Regions from separate parts of the Homo sapiens genome. Here region 2 is linked to region 1. A link is a loop called in an ENCODE intact Hi-C map of the cell type or tissue named here. Cell type or tissue: endothelial cell of umbilical vein. All regions are shown on one strand. Each heading gives the region's core, and the rest is flanking DNA. Links, peaks and the distances in the headings are about the cores only.

The links. Peaks named below come from ENCODE experiments on the same cell type or tissue, not always from the same donor. Only the 100,000 strongest peaks of a DNase experiment are listed, where the experiment ranks them.
Region 2: a loop joins it to region 1, with 5 times the contacts of the local background. A loop is called at or near these places in 27 of 110 quality-filtered maps.

Annotation. Positions count from the first base shown.
Region 1 is chr7:90,424,694-90,432,765 of GRCh38, forward strand. No RefSeq gene overlaps it. Among named protein-coding and RNA genes, the nearest start is that of CLDN12, 25 kb to the left of the region's middle. RefSeq lists a silencer at 682-976. In endothelial cell of umbilical vein, for the core only: a CTCF peak has its summit at 3,263 (motif pointing left); a DNase peak (open chromatin) is centred at 3,248.
Region 2 is chr7:90,262,506-90,268,009 of GRCh38, forward strand. It overlaps CFAP69 (cilia and flagella associated protein 69), which reads left to right. Exons shown (of 23, transcript NM_001039706.3): 5 at 2,796-2,872. Among named protein-coding and RNA genes, the nearest start is that of CFAP69, 20 kb to the left of the region's middle. In endothelial cell of umbilical vein, for the core only: no CTCF peak of the experiment used is centred there; a DNase peak (open chromatin) is centred at 4,446.

The DNA of each region.
Region 1 (8,072 bases), core at 2,146-4,645:
ATGTGGAATCCACAAATAGTGAAGATCAATTGTACATAGAAGTGTACATGGTACATGTACTTGTACATGTACAAGTGTACGTGGTAGAGGAAGTGATTCCACTACCTTAGTGGACTTGAAGAGAAAACACATCCAGATTGTTGGTTGAGAGATGCACGTACATGTGACATTGGGCAGTATCTCTCACATCATTTACAAGTAGGATGCAGCAGAGATACCATGAAGTCAGAAGAATTGAGATTTCTGTGGTTTCAGGTCTTTGTCTTACTAGCTGGGCAACTTTGAGTAGGTGTCTGAAAACTTCGTTTCTCAGTTTCCACATGTGTTAGTTGAGAACAATAATCATCTTTCAAAGTGAGATTGTGAGGGTGCAGTGGGTTTTTCTTTAAGTTCTGGCTTACTGTTACTTAATTTAGGGGCTAGGATTGAAGACGGTGAATCAGGTGTCATATTGTGTTTTAGAATATTCCTTTGTATATGGTTTGTCTCCCCAGAAAGAAAAGCAGATGCCAAGTCCATACTAATATTTGGATTAGGGTAATGAGTATGTTTTCATTCAAAATGCATTATGAATCCAAGGGAATAGAATATAACCATAAGCATTTTCTGGTTAAACTGGCCATCCTAATTAAGATAAAGTAATTGAATCAATAGTTTTAAGGCCTACACTAACTTATACCAGGATTTTAAGAGCAAAATAGGAACGAGAAATAACAACTTCTGATATGTTAGCCTCAAAGGAAGAGCCCAACAAAAAGTTGGCTCCACTGTGTTGGACAGCAGTTGGGGTAGGTGGAGGAGACACATTAAAAAGACCCAACCCTCAGCCCAGACTGGAACTACTGCGCTGTTCTTCTATCATGTTGAAGACACACCCTAACCTTTCAATTCTGGGACAGGAAATATGAAATGTACACATGTGAGTCATGGGCCAGGAAGAACCTTTTATATTTCATCAGTTAGCCTCCATGTCCACCCTTTGGAGATGTATGCCAGAGCTGTAAGTGTTCTGCTCCCAGGCTAGGGATGGGGGAGAGGGTACTGGGCATTTATGCCATTCTATCTTTTTAGATAAAAATTTGTTCAAAACTCAATACTCAGACTTACTTTCCTCATCTTGAAATGCCTAAGGCTAAAGAATATGTAATTTAGTTCATTTAGATAGACTAGAAAAAAATTGTATATCAAAACAAAAAATAATTCTTCATGAAAAAATAAAATAACATGTAAACCTGCTTTTAAAAATTGTAGAATGCTCCGTGGACAGAAAATATTAGGAATTGATTGGTGTCTATAAATAACATACATATATACATAATGGAATACTATTCCACCATAAAAAGGATGAAGTGTCTTTTGCAGCAATGTGGATGGAACTGGAGGTCATTATCTTAAGTGAAACAAGTCAGACACAGAAAGTCAAATCCCACATGTTCTCACTTATAAGTGGGAGCTAAATAATGTGTACACATGGATATATAGTGTGGAATAGTAGACAATAGAGACTCAGGAAGGTGAGGGAGTGGAAGGGGGTTGAATGGTGAGAAATTACTTAATGGGTACAATATACATCATTTGGGTGGTGGATACCCTAAAAGCCCTGACTTTACCACTGCAACATCTATCTGTGTAACGAAATTACACTTGTACCTCATAAATACATACAAGTAAAAAAAACCACTCTTATACATGTTACTCTGTTCATACAATTTCTTTCAAATGGAAGATATCTAAAAAACAGCTGTGTCTTCAAGTTTGGTATTCCACATCTTCATTTGCCAAGATGAGGCCTTTTCTACTCTGTTCATTGTCATTATTTTATTTTATCTCGATATAAAACTAAGTTAAGGCGCGACTATTGCTAAATGTTATCACCTAACACTATTGATTCACTTTCCTGTTTAATCTCTATCACCTACTCTTTTCTTTAAAAAAATTATTTTAGGTCAGGCGCGGTGGCTCACGCCTGTAATCCCAGCACTTTGGGAGGCCGAGGCGGGTGGATCACGAGCTCAGGAGATGGAGACCATCCCGGCTAACACGGTGAAACCCTGTCTCTACTAAAAATACAAAAAAAAATTAGCCGGGCGTGGTGGCGGGCGCCTGTAGTCCCAGCTACTCAGGAGGCTGAGGCAGGAGAATGACGTGAACCTGGGAGGCGGAGCTTGCAGTGAGCGAGATCGCGCCACTGCACTCCAGCCTGGGTGACAGAGCAAGACTCCATCTCAAAAAAAAAAAAAAAAAAAAAGATTATTATTTTATGGCCAAATACTTATTTAGCCCTACGTCTACATGCAATTCTTATATTTGGAACTTCTTAATCAGAAACTAAATGTGGATTTGGTTTGAATGCTTGTTTTAATGATTAGTTTATTATGAGTACAGGAACAAATAAGTGATATCTGTTTCCTCATCTGTTTGTGATGATTTATTTTACATTAGCATAAAGTATGCAGCTCTATGTGAGAGCATCAGGAAGCATCTGTGATGATATGGATTTTGATAAGCTAAATGTTATCTAGGGCCTTAGGTTTTCTCATGTTTTCACATTTCTCAGTAGTAAGGTCACACTGAGTTGTGTCATATTTAGCTTAAGGGACACCAGAGTGAACATAAGAGCCCAGGCTAAAGCCACCTCTTCCTAGTGCACTGTCACCCACCCTGTCCCTTTTCCTGGGCATCTGTCTTATATTTTATTCACCGTGGGCCTCGTTCTTGTTTAAAACCCAAAGAATCTTTAAAACGATTCAGCAATAGTACTTGAGGGGGTCACTCCACGCAGAGATATTTTACAGTTTAAAATGCCACTCCTATAGGGTTGGCTGAAGCCAAAGGTTTTTTAAAACTATATAGAAAAATAAAAAATAAATGCCACTTCTAAAGATTGGAAACTTTAACCTCCCCACAATGAATCTTCAGTGGTGAGATTTCAGGTGACAAACATGTTAGAGGTGAGATTCTCTGAAGCCTGAGTTCCCCCGAAAGCCCCCAGATCACACCATATGAACCTACCCAATTTTAGCGTTTTTAAGAGACTAAAGCCTCATGAAAGCATATGAAAACTCACTGAGATTTCTTTAGATATCTAAAAGGCATTTTGAAGATCATTTTGTTATGTGGCAAACTGTCCTTGTTTTAGAGTTGTGCTGGGTGGCATGTATAAGAACTACTTATTTTAAAGTGAAGGACTACATAACAAAAGTATTCCCAATTTGATTTATACACCTGGCTATAGCTTTATTTCTGTGGAACAATCATGACATCTAGTGGCTAACCTAAGTAATGCCAAGAAATGGTTTCATACGCTATTTTCCTTAGCTAAATCCACTTAAATGAGAACTTGCTATTCAAATACTGTAATAAATATCCTTGTACATTTTATATACTTAACTATATGAGATAAAGATGGAGAAGTAGAATTTCTGAGTGAAAGGATATGTGTACTTAGAATGCTGATGTTGCCAATTCACCCTCCCAAGAAGTTTGTACCAATTCGAACTTCCATATTTCTTCTCATCATCCCAACAATGAGTATTATCAAATATGTTAATTTTTGTTTTAGTCTTTATTTTTTATTTTTTATTTTTTTTGGAGACGGAGTCTCGCTCTGTCACCCAGGCTGGAGTGCAATGGTGCGATCTCGGCTCACTGCAAGCTCCGCTTCCCGGGTTCACGCCATTCTCCTGCCTTAGCCTCCCAAGTAGCTGGGACTACAGGCACCCGCCACCATGCCCAGCTAATTTTTTTGTATTTTTAGTAGAAACGGGGTTTCACCGTGTTCGGCAGGATGGTCTCGAACTCCTGACCTTGTGATTCGCCCGTCTCGGCCTCCCAAAGTGCTGGGATTACAGGCGTGAGCCACCGCGCTTGGCCAGTCTTTATTTCTTAATGAATGAGAGAGCTTATCTTTTTATGGCTCCCCCACCCCCCGCCTCTGCCCCACCATTTTTCTCCTTTCTTTCTTTGTTTTTTATTTTCTTTGGCCATTGGTATTTATTTATCAGTGAAGCGCCAACATACATATTCATCCCATTTTTTAAAGATTTACTGGTTCATAAGCATCTTGTTTGTAAAAGGTTTTTGCATATTGAAGAAATGTACTGTCATTTGCATTGAAAATATTTTTCTTAGTTTGCTTTGTGACTATTTTTTGCTTTGTAAAGTTTTTAATGTTTATATAGTCAGGTATATCAGGATTTTCCTTTTTTGTTGTTGTTGAGACAGAGCCTCACTCAGCTGTCCAGGCTGGAGTACAGTGGCATGATAATAGCTTACTGCAGCCTCAATCTCCCAGGCTTAATCAAACCTCCCACCCCAGCCTCCCAAGTAGCTGGGACTACAGGCGTGTGCCACCACACCCTGCTATTTTTTTTCTATTTTTAGTAGAGATAAGATCTCACTATGATATCCAGGCTGGTCTCGAATTCCTGGGTGCAAGTAATCCTCCTGCCTCCAAATTGCTGGAATTACAGGTGTGAGCTACTGTGTCCACTACTAGTATTTTCCTTTATAGTTTTAGTTTCATGTCATATTTAAAATGTCCATCTCCTCTGATATGGTTTGACTGTGTCCTCACCCAAAACTCACCTTGAATTGTCATCTCCACATGTCTGGGACAGAACCAGATGGAGATAACTGAATCATGGGGGTGGTTTCTCCCATACTGTTCTCATGGTAGTGAATAAGTCTCATGAAATCTGATGGTTTTATAAATGGAAGTTCCCCTGCACAAGCTGTCTTGCCTGCTGCCATGTAAGACGTGACTTTGCTCTTCCTTCACCTTCTGCCATGATTGTGAGGCCTCCCCAGCCATGTGAACTGTGAGTCCATTAAACTTCTTTCCTTTATAAATTACCCAGTCTTGAGTATGTCTTTATTAGTAGCATGAGAAGGGACTAATACATCCTCTCCCAGAGGACAAAAATTAAAAATATTGTATGTTTATTTATGTAACATAATCATGTATGTTATTTAGTTTTAGTTTTTACATTTAAGTCTTTCATCTATCTATTAATAGCATTTTAGTGAAACAGGGTAGGCAGGGATTTGACTTTATTCTTACCCTAGCAATGTAGAGGAGATTGGTAAATTTAAGTATAGCTATTAAAAACATTGAGTGTAGGTATCTGTACTAATGAGAAAAGATGTCAAAAATATGCAAAGGATAAGAAGACATTAGGAAAATGGCAGATAAGAGACAGAACTAACATGCAGCTACCACTTGGATGGACAAAACAGTGCGTGGAGACTCATATTGTGAACTTTTGCTCCAAGACCCACTGCAGGAACATACCAGGAAAACAAATAATTCACAGACCCTTTGAAAGAAGCGGCTTTGGCCGGGCGCGGTGGCTCACACCTGTAATCCCAGCACTTTGGGAGGCTGAGGTGAGCGGATCACGAGGTCAGGAGTTTGAGACCAGCCTGGCCAACATAGTGAAACCCTGTCTCTACTAAAGATATAAAAAATTAGCCGAGTGTGGTGGTGCATGCCTGTAATCCCAGCTACTAGGGATGCTGAGGCAGGAGAATCGCTTGAACCTGGGAGGAAGAGGTAGCACTGAGCTGAGATCGCGTCATTGCACTCCAGCCTGGATGACAGGGCGAGACTCTGTCTCAAAAAAACAAAAAAGAAAGAAAGAAGAGGCTTGCCACTGCAAACTCTGTAAGATAACTGAACAAATGGTGAATTCCCAAAATGTGAGAGGGGAAAACTCTGCCTCTGAATATATATCCCTACTGGGGAACCTGAATATCCAGATCATGGGTGAAGGATTTAACCTTACCTAGAGCTGAAACAGCTTTAGGGAGCTGAGTGAAATATAAAAGTAGAAGAAGCAACGAGAAGAGCCCTGTAGGTACTCCTGGTCCCCAGCTTTATCTCACAGGGGTCCTTGGGGAAGGCAGCTAGCAGAATTGGGAAGGGGTCACAGGGTGAAGGAAGCTTCTAGCTGAACTTTGTAATAATTTCGAATGAGCACAAATTTTCCTGAGCAGAATCCAGGGGTATGAACAGGAAGTGCAGATACAAGCACAGGAGGCACAACCAAAGGAATAGGCAGGCAGGGAGGGCAAGGCCTAAGAGCCCTACTTGCTTTCTCAGCAGGGAGGCTTGTAGCCTGGGGCAAGATCTCAGCCCTGCTTGCTAACTGCCTGGATATAAATTCAGTGCTGTTGGCCGGGCACGATGGGAGTGGGACTGGCCTTGCTGGTTGTGTGGAAGTTGGGTGAGGTCTGTCACTACCGGCTTTTTCCCACTTCCTTGGCTACCTGTATGACACAGCAGAGGCAACCATAATCTCTATGAGAACATAACTCCATTGGCCTGAGAACCACCCTTCCATCCCCTACAGTGGCCATAGCAAGTCTCGCCCAAGAAGAGCCGGAGCTCAGACCTGGCTAACTCTGCCCCAACCTGATGGTATTTCTTTACTGACCCTGCTAGCTGAAGACAAAAGACATAAACTGTTGGGAGCTCTATGGCCTTGCTCATGGCCTGAGAAACCTGAGAACTTATCCTGGGCAATGTAGGGGAAGCTTGTATCCCCCTCCTACTACTGCAGCTGGTGCTGTCTTGAAAGAGGCATCTCCTGGCTGGAAGCCAACCAACTCAAGCCATTACAGCAACTCATAACAGAGCAACCCCACTCCAAAGAAGGAGAAAACAACAGCTAATTCCACCACCTGCAACACCTTGGCTAACCAGAAGTCCTGAGTCTGTCCACATGACAACTTCACTGCTAGCATAACCAGCATTTGAGAAAGCCAGCACACTACACATATCTACAACCAAGGACTCTCACAGAATCTACTTTACTCCCCTGCCACCTCCACTGGAGCAGGTATCCATGGCTGGGAGACCTGAAGACAGATCACATCACAGGACTCTTTGCTGACAACCCTAGCACAAACCTGGAGCCTGGTAGCTCTGCTGGGGGTTAGACCCAGAAGAGCAATAACAATCACTGCAGTCCGCTCTTCAGAAGCCCCATTCCTAGGGGACTGGGGAGAGCTTCATATCAAGGGATCACCCTCTAGGACAAAAGAATCTGAACAGAAGCCCTTGAGCTCTAGATCTTTCTACTGAAACTGTCTACCCAAATAAGAAGGAATCAGAAAAGTAATTCTGGTAGTATGACAAAACAAGTTCTATCACACCCCCAAAAGATCACACTAGCTCTCCAGCAATGGATTCAAGGCAAGAAGAAATCTCTGAATTACCAGATAAGGAATTCAGAAGGTTTATTATTAAGCTACTCAAGGAGGTACCAGAGAAAGGTGAAAAACAACTTAAAGAAATTTAAAAAATAATACAGAATATGCATGAGAAAGTCTCCAGAGAAATAGATATCATAAAGAAAAGACAATCACAACTTTTAGAAATGAAAGACACACTTAGAGAAATTCAAAATACCCTGGAAAGTTTCAACAATAGCATCAAACAAGTACAAGAAAGAACTTCAGCACTTAAAGACAAGGCATTTGAATTAACCCAATCTGACAAAGACAAAGAACAAATTTAAAAAATGAACAAAGCCTCCAAGAAATTTGGGATTATGTTAAATGACCTAACCTAAGAATAATTGGTGTTCCTGAGGAAGAAGAGAAATCTAAAAGTTTGGAAAACATATTTAAGGGAATAATTGAGAATAATAGAAATCTAGACATCCATATACAAGAAGCTCAAAGAACACCTGGGAAATTATCATGAAAAGATCATCACTTAGGCACAGAGTCACCAGGTTATCTAAAGTCAAGACAAAGGAAAGAATCTTAAGAGTTATAAGGCAAAAATATCAGGTAAACTATAAAGGAAAACCTATCAGATAAACGGCAGATTTCTCAGCAGAAACCCTACAATTCAGAAGGAATTGGGGTCCTATCTTTAGCCTCCTTAAACAAAATAATTGTCAGCCAAGAATTTTGTATTGAGTAAAAGTAAGCTTCATAAATGAAGGAGAGATAAGTCTTTTTCAGACAAATGCTGGGGGAATTCACCACTACCAAGCCAGCATTAAAGGAAATGCTAAAAGGAGTTCTAAATCTTGAAACAAAACCTCAAAATACACCAT
Region 2 (5,504 bases), core at 2,909-5,408, 160 kb before region 1:
ATTTGATATATATTTTAAAAATGTAAGTTAGAGATAAGAATTGTAAAATTAACATGTCTTATTCTTTCTACTGTTGGTTCTCTAACAAGTTCTGGGAACTGAGTATATGGTGCTTCCTTGGTGCCACATAGTGGCTAATCTAGGTATATATTAAAATATCCATTTTTAGTTGCTAAATGTAATGTAGTAGGGAGGAATAAACCTTTTGGACAATTTTACCTTCTGAACCTTTCTACCAATTTAACTTTTTAGATAGCAATTATTTATTTTAATATACAAATAATATATAAATAATAGAAAGGTTTAGTAGAATTATGCATACATGATAGGTTCTAACTCTCACTTTTAGATTTACTAGCAATATTTAATATGTAACCACTTAAATTTGTATTTTCTGATATCTGAATAAAATAACCAAAATAATATATTGAATGCCTATACCATGCCTTGCTTTTTAATAGACAGGTACAATGGAAAATAAATGGTTGCTCTGGTGTTTTCAAGGAACAAATTGGAAATTATTATTATATTGACATACGATTATATAATGTAAAACTTTTAAATCTCAAGGCTTTGCAAATCCTAGAATGCCAAGTTTATAAGAATTGCTTTCAACATCTATGCTCCTACAGAGCTCTGCACAAAGTTCATTGTCTATGAAAACTTGTGACTGAATGTTTAATTGTATAATATGATAAATCCTTTTTAGCTGCAGTCTTCATTTTCCCTCATATTTCATAATTATTCACATTGTTAATTTTTTCTACTTTTCTAATTTCAGCTTATGTCTAGATAACTTCTCTATGCCTCACCCTCACTTGTTTCTCTTTTCAAGACATTTTTGGAAGATAAAAACAATAAAAATAGAATAATAATGTCAAGCCTTTCCGTTTTGGCCTCCAAGTAGTATGGTTTTCTCATGGCATTAGAAGTATAATGCTAATTTTTTCATAAACTTTTTGGTTGAAAACTCTTCTGATGCTTTATCTTATAGATTGTGTCCTTTGCTAGAAAAGGAAAAAGTTTGGGAACAAAAAGTACTAGTTTTAGAGTCCTTCACTTTAGAGATCCAAAAAGCAGCTGGATAACAAATATAATACATTATTTGTTTCAAATGACAAATTCTGACAAACACTAGAAATGAACTTCTGTGGCATTTATAAAATTGTCCTTTTTGTAGCTTGCTCTTCAGATATCTTTAAATTCAAATTGGCCTGTATATTGCTATTGATACATCCTCATGTGATAGTTCTCAATACCATTTTCAACTACTTCTTTAATTTTTCTTGAAAAATATGAATTGGCCAAGCGCGGTGGCTCATACCTGTTAATCCCAGCACTTTGGGAGGCCGAGGCAGGCAGATCACGAGGTCAGGAGATGGAGACCATCCTGGATAACACGGTGAAACCCCATCTCTATTAAAAATGCAAAAAAAATAGCTGGGCGTGGTGGCAGGCACCTGTAGTCCCAGCTACTCGGGAGGCTGAGGCAGGAGAATGGCGTGAACCCAGAAGGCAGAGTTTGCAGTGAGCTGAGATCGTGCCACTGCACTCCAGCCTGGGCGACAGAGCAAGACTCCATCTCGAAAAAAAAAAAAAATATATATATATATATATATATATATATATATATATATATATATATGAATTAAAAGTCCTGTCTCTATAGGATATATTGTACTTTAAATAGTACAGGAGGTTCAAATTTTGAACTCATGAAATGTCAAGATAGTTTATATATTTAAAAAATAACTTTTATATTTTCTTTGAAATTTAGACTGACCCAGGTTTATGTGCTGGATCTTTTATGATTTATAAATAAGTTACTTTAAAATAACTTTGGTTATAGAAGTTGTGAAATGCGATTCTAATATAATTAATATTTGTTAACTTGAATGCCTTAATGTCTGCAAAACCATTCTGTTATTTTGTGGATAGTTACTAACCCAGCTAATAAGCAAAAATGCACTGATCTCTAAGAATGAATAAACTATCGATTTTGCCTAGAGTTTTGAAAATTTCAGGAAAAGCTCTTAACCAGTTTTTAAGTTACTGGTGAGCTTAGATCTATGGTTTGTTCCAGATTATCCAATGTCGTACTAACTTTGATATAATTATAGCTATAATTTATTACTATTTTGACCTCTAAGAGAAAGAGGGTTCCTAAGTTTTTTTATTCATGAAGCGATGCAAAATGGCTTTCTTAACCTATGCCTTTTACATCCATTTCTTAATTCTTATAATTAATATAATATTTTCTTTTTGGTCAGTTCATTAGAAACATTTTTTTTCTTTTTTTCTTTTTGATGGAGGCTCGCTCACTCTGTCGCCAGGCTGGAGTGCAGTGGCGCAATCTCAGCTCACTGCAACCTCCGCCTCCAGGATTCTAGCGATTCTCCTGCCTCAGCCTCCCGAGTAGCTGGGACTACAGGTGCACGCCACCATGCCCAGTGAATTTTTGTATTTTTAGAAGAGACGGAATTTCACCATGTTGGCCAGGATGATCTCAACCTCTTGACCTCGTGATCCACCCACCTCGGCCTCCCAAGGCGCTGGGATTACAGGTGTGAGCCACCGCACCCGGCCCCAGAAACATTTTTAATAGTTACAATACTATTAAACTGTAATACTGTGTATTACAACTGGTAGTTAATAATTGTCAATCCCCAGGGCTAAAGAATAGAATATTATTATTAATTTATTCTTTAGAAATGAACTCTCCCCCACTTACAAATGATGCTTCAATTAAAGACTTTATTAAAAATTACTGTTACAATTCTTCATTCTTATTGAAGCTTGCCATTTTTGAAAAAGAAAGTGTCGGATGAAATAACTTATGCTGAAGATACTGCTAATTCAATTGCACTTCTGGGTAAGTTAAGATTTCCTTAAGGTATAGGGATGTAACATACGACAGGTCCTACTGACAAGGGAATATCTATTTTCCCCAAGTTTCACTAAGAGGACTCCTTCTCCATGTCTAGGATCTTCTCTTGTTAGTGAATTAATCACAGTGTGCTTGGTGATAATTCTGGTATTGTATTCTGTTCAGGTTGTTTCGTGATACCAATAAAAGTCCATCTTCTAAGTACAAGGACAGGCTGATAATGTAGTTTGATGAATTATTATTTAGTTTAATGAAGTGTTTGTTAACTATTTTTGTAAATCAGAAAGTGTACATACCCTTTTTAAATAATCACAAAAACATTTCAACTTTGAACTCTAATATTGAATTGCTGCAATCATAGAATTATTCATTAAATGATCTAAAATTTTAAATCAAATCATAAAATAGCATATTAAGAACTTCAGCATAATGCACATAAAGATGCAGATGCCTATATTTTGTACACAAAAATATGAAAAATATCATAAAAGGGTAGGCACTTATGTATGGGTTATCACTTGATTTTCTAGAGAAAGAAAACAATTTCCTAGGAAACTAGATCAGGGAAACACTGGCTCTTTGAGTCAGCTCCTGGGACATGATGGCATGTTCCCAAAACAAATCCTACATTAAATCTATACTTACTAGTTTAGGTCTTTATTTGTACAGGAGGAATAAAAGATACACAATTGATCCAGTGCATTTTTAAAAATATTTACGGAATAATGATGTTCCCAGCATTATACTCCATATAGAAAGATGTTAGAGATTCAACTGGAATGAAGAAAAAAAGGATTTTTATTTTTAACATAGACACTAACCCTTTTATATCTCAGTAGGTTTTATAGTTTTTAGTTACTTTGGGAAAACTACCTAGGGTTCACCTACTCTATATCCTAGAGTAGGTGAAGGTGTTGTTGAGATTAGGTTAAACATGAAGGGGGCAATTTAAAGAAAAACACCTTAGGAAGCAGGCAGGTTCAGAAATATGGGAATTTTTAATTATGTGAATCTCTATCATCAGCAGAAATTTACAATGAGAAGCCAACCCAAAAGAGGACATGGTAGTATTAACAGATAAAAAGTGTAGTTTTTGTTGGTAACATTATTTTTTAAAATACCCCTGTTGCCATTATTTTTAAATATTGCTTCCAAGAGTGTTGACAGTCACTTGTATTATAAATACATGGCTCACTTTTTACTGAGTGTCAACTTATTCTTTGCTTAATGACTGGTACCCTGCCTGCAGAACATGTTACTATCTCATATGACAACAGTATGAACTCTTAACTTTAAATGAGCTTCCTTCGCTGATTACTGACTGCGAGTACTGCTCTTCTGTTTCTTGGTTTTTTTAATGGCTGGAAACATTAATTTAAACTAAAATAATTGTATATAAGATGAAATGTTGAACAAAAACTCTTCATGATTTTAGTTAGAACTTCCAGTTTCTACTACGTACTAATAAGTTATATTACATTTTCTTCCAAATGATACATAGATATTTCTGACTCAGAGGCAAGATTCTGGAAATGGATGGGGGAAGAAGTTGGTACTCTGCCCTGGGATTATGAAACAGGAAGCTATGATAAATTATCTAAATTTACAGGAACTAAAACAGTGGAAAAGCAGACGAAAGACCCTAGAATTTCCCATAAGCCTGCATATTTGGATAGTCTTGTTGGAAAAGCTTAGTTGTTCTTGTTGCCTAATATGTTTTAAAACCTAAGTAGTGATTTTGCAACTCCAAAAGAACAGTCCGAAAAATAAATAAAATTTAGAGTTAGAATAATCTTAAAACTGTCTTTTAAGTGATATCTTTTGCAGAGATTCTCCTGAAGCTAGGGTCAGGCTTTCCTTTGTGCTTCCTCCTTCTTTCCACTTGCCACCCCACTTGCTGACCACCTCCAGAGATGAGCGTCTTGCAAGGGCTAATGCAAAAGAGGAATTCCTAATTATTCTTTTACTCTCAGAGAGTCCAACCAGTTCTAGTTTAGTTCTAAGGTCGATATTACTGACTACCGCTGTCCTTGGGCATTCAGAGAACCTGGATCATTTCCAGAGTCCCACAGATCATTTTCAGATACCCTTGGGGATCATGTTTATAGGACTTCAACAGAGTAGATGCAATCCAGTTTGAAATACAGGCTGAAGCCAATTTAATTGTAGTTTAGATATGACTGAAAACGAACCTTCCTATTCGCCAACCCCATGCAGACAGCTTGAACATAAAACTATTACCCTTGCATGTGGGGCAGCTGCTTAAAAACTCACTCTCTTCCAGTCTGCCAACAAACTGAAGAGCAAAGTTCACCTGGAACTTCTCTAAGCAAAGAATGCATTAGTAAAGGCAAAAAATTACTGACCCTCTAGTTAGGGAGAAAAATGCTAACCCATATCTTGTCAAAATAATAATAGTATCTAACACATGTAGAACTTACAACATGCTAGATGCTTTTCTCAGCCCTTTTCTCATATTAGCTAATTTAATCCTCACAACAATCTTAAATGTGGTAACTATTGTTATACCTGCTTAATAGATGAGAAAAGTAAAACACAAGTTTACATGGGTAGTAAATGGCATAGCCAGGATTTAACCTTAGACAGTCTGGTTCTA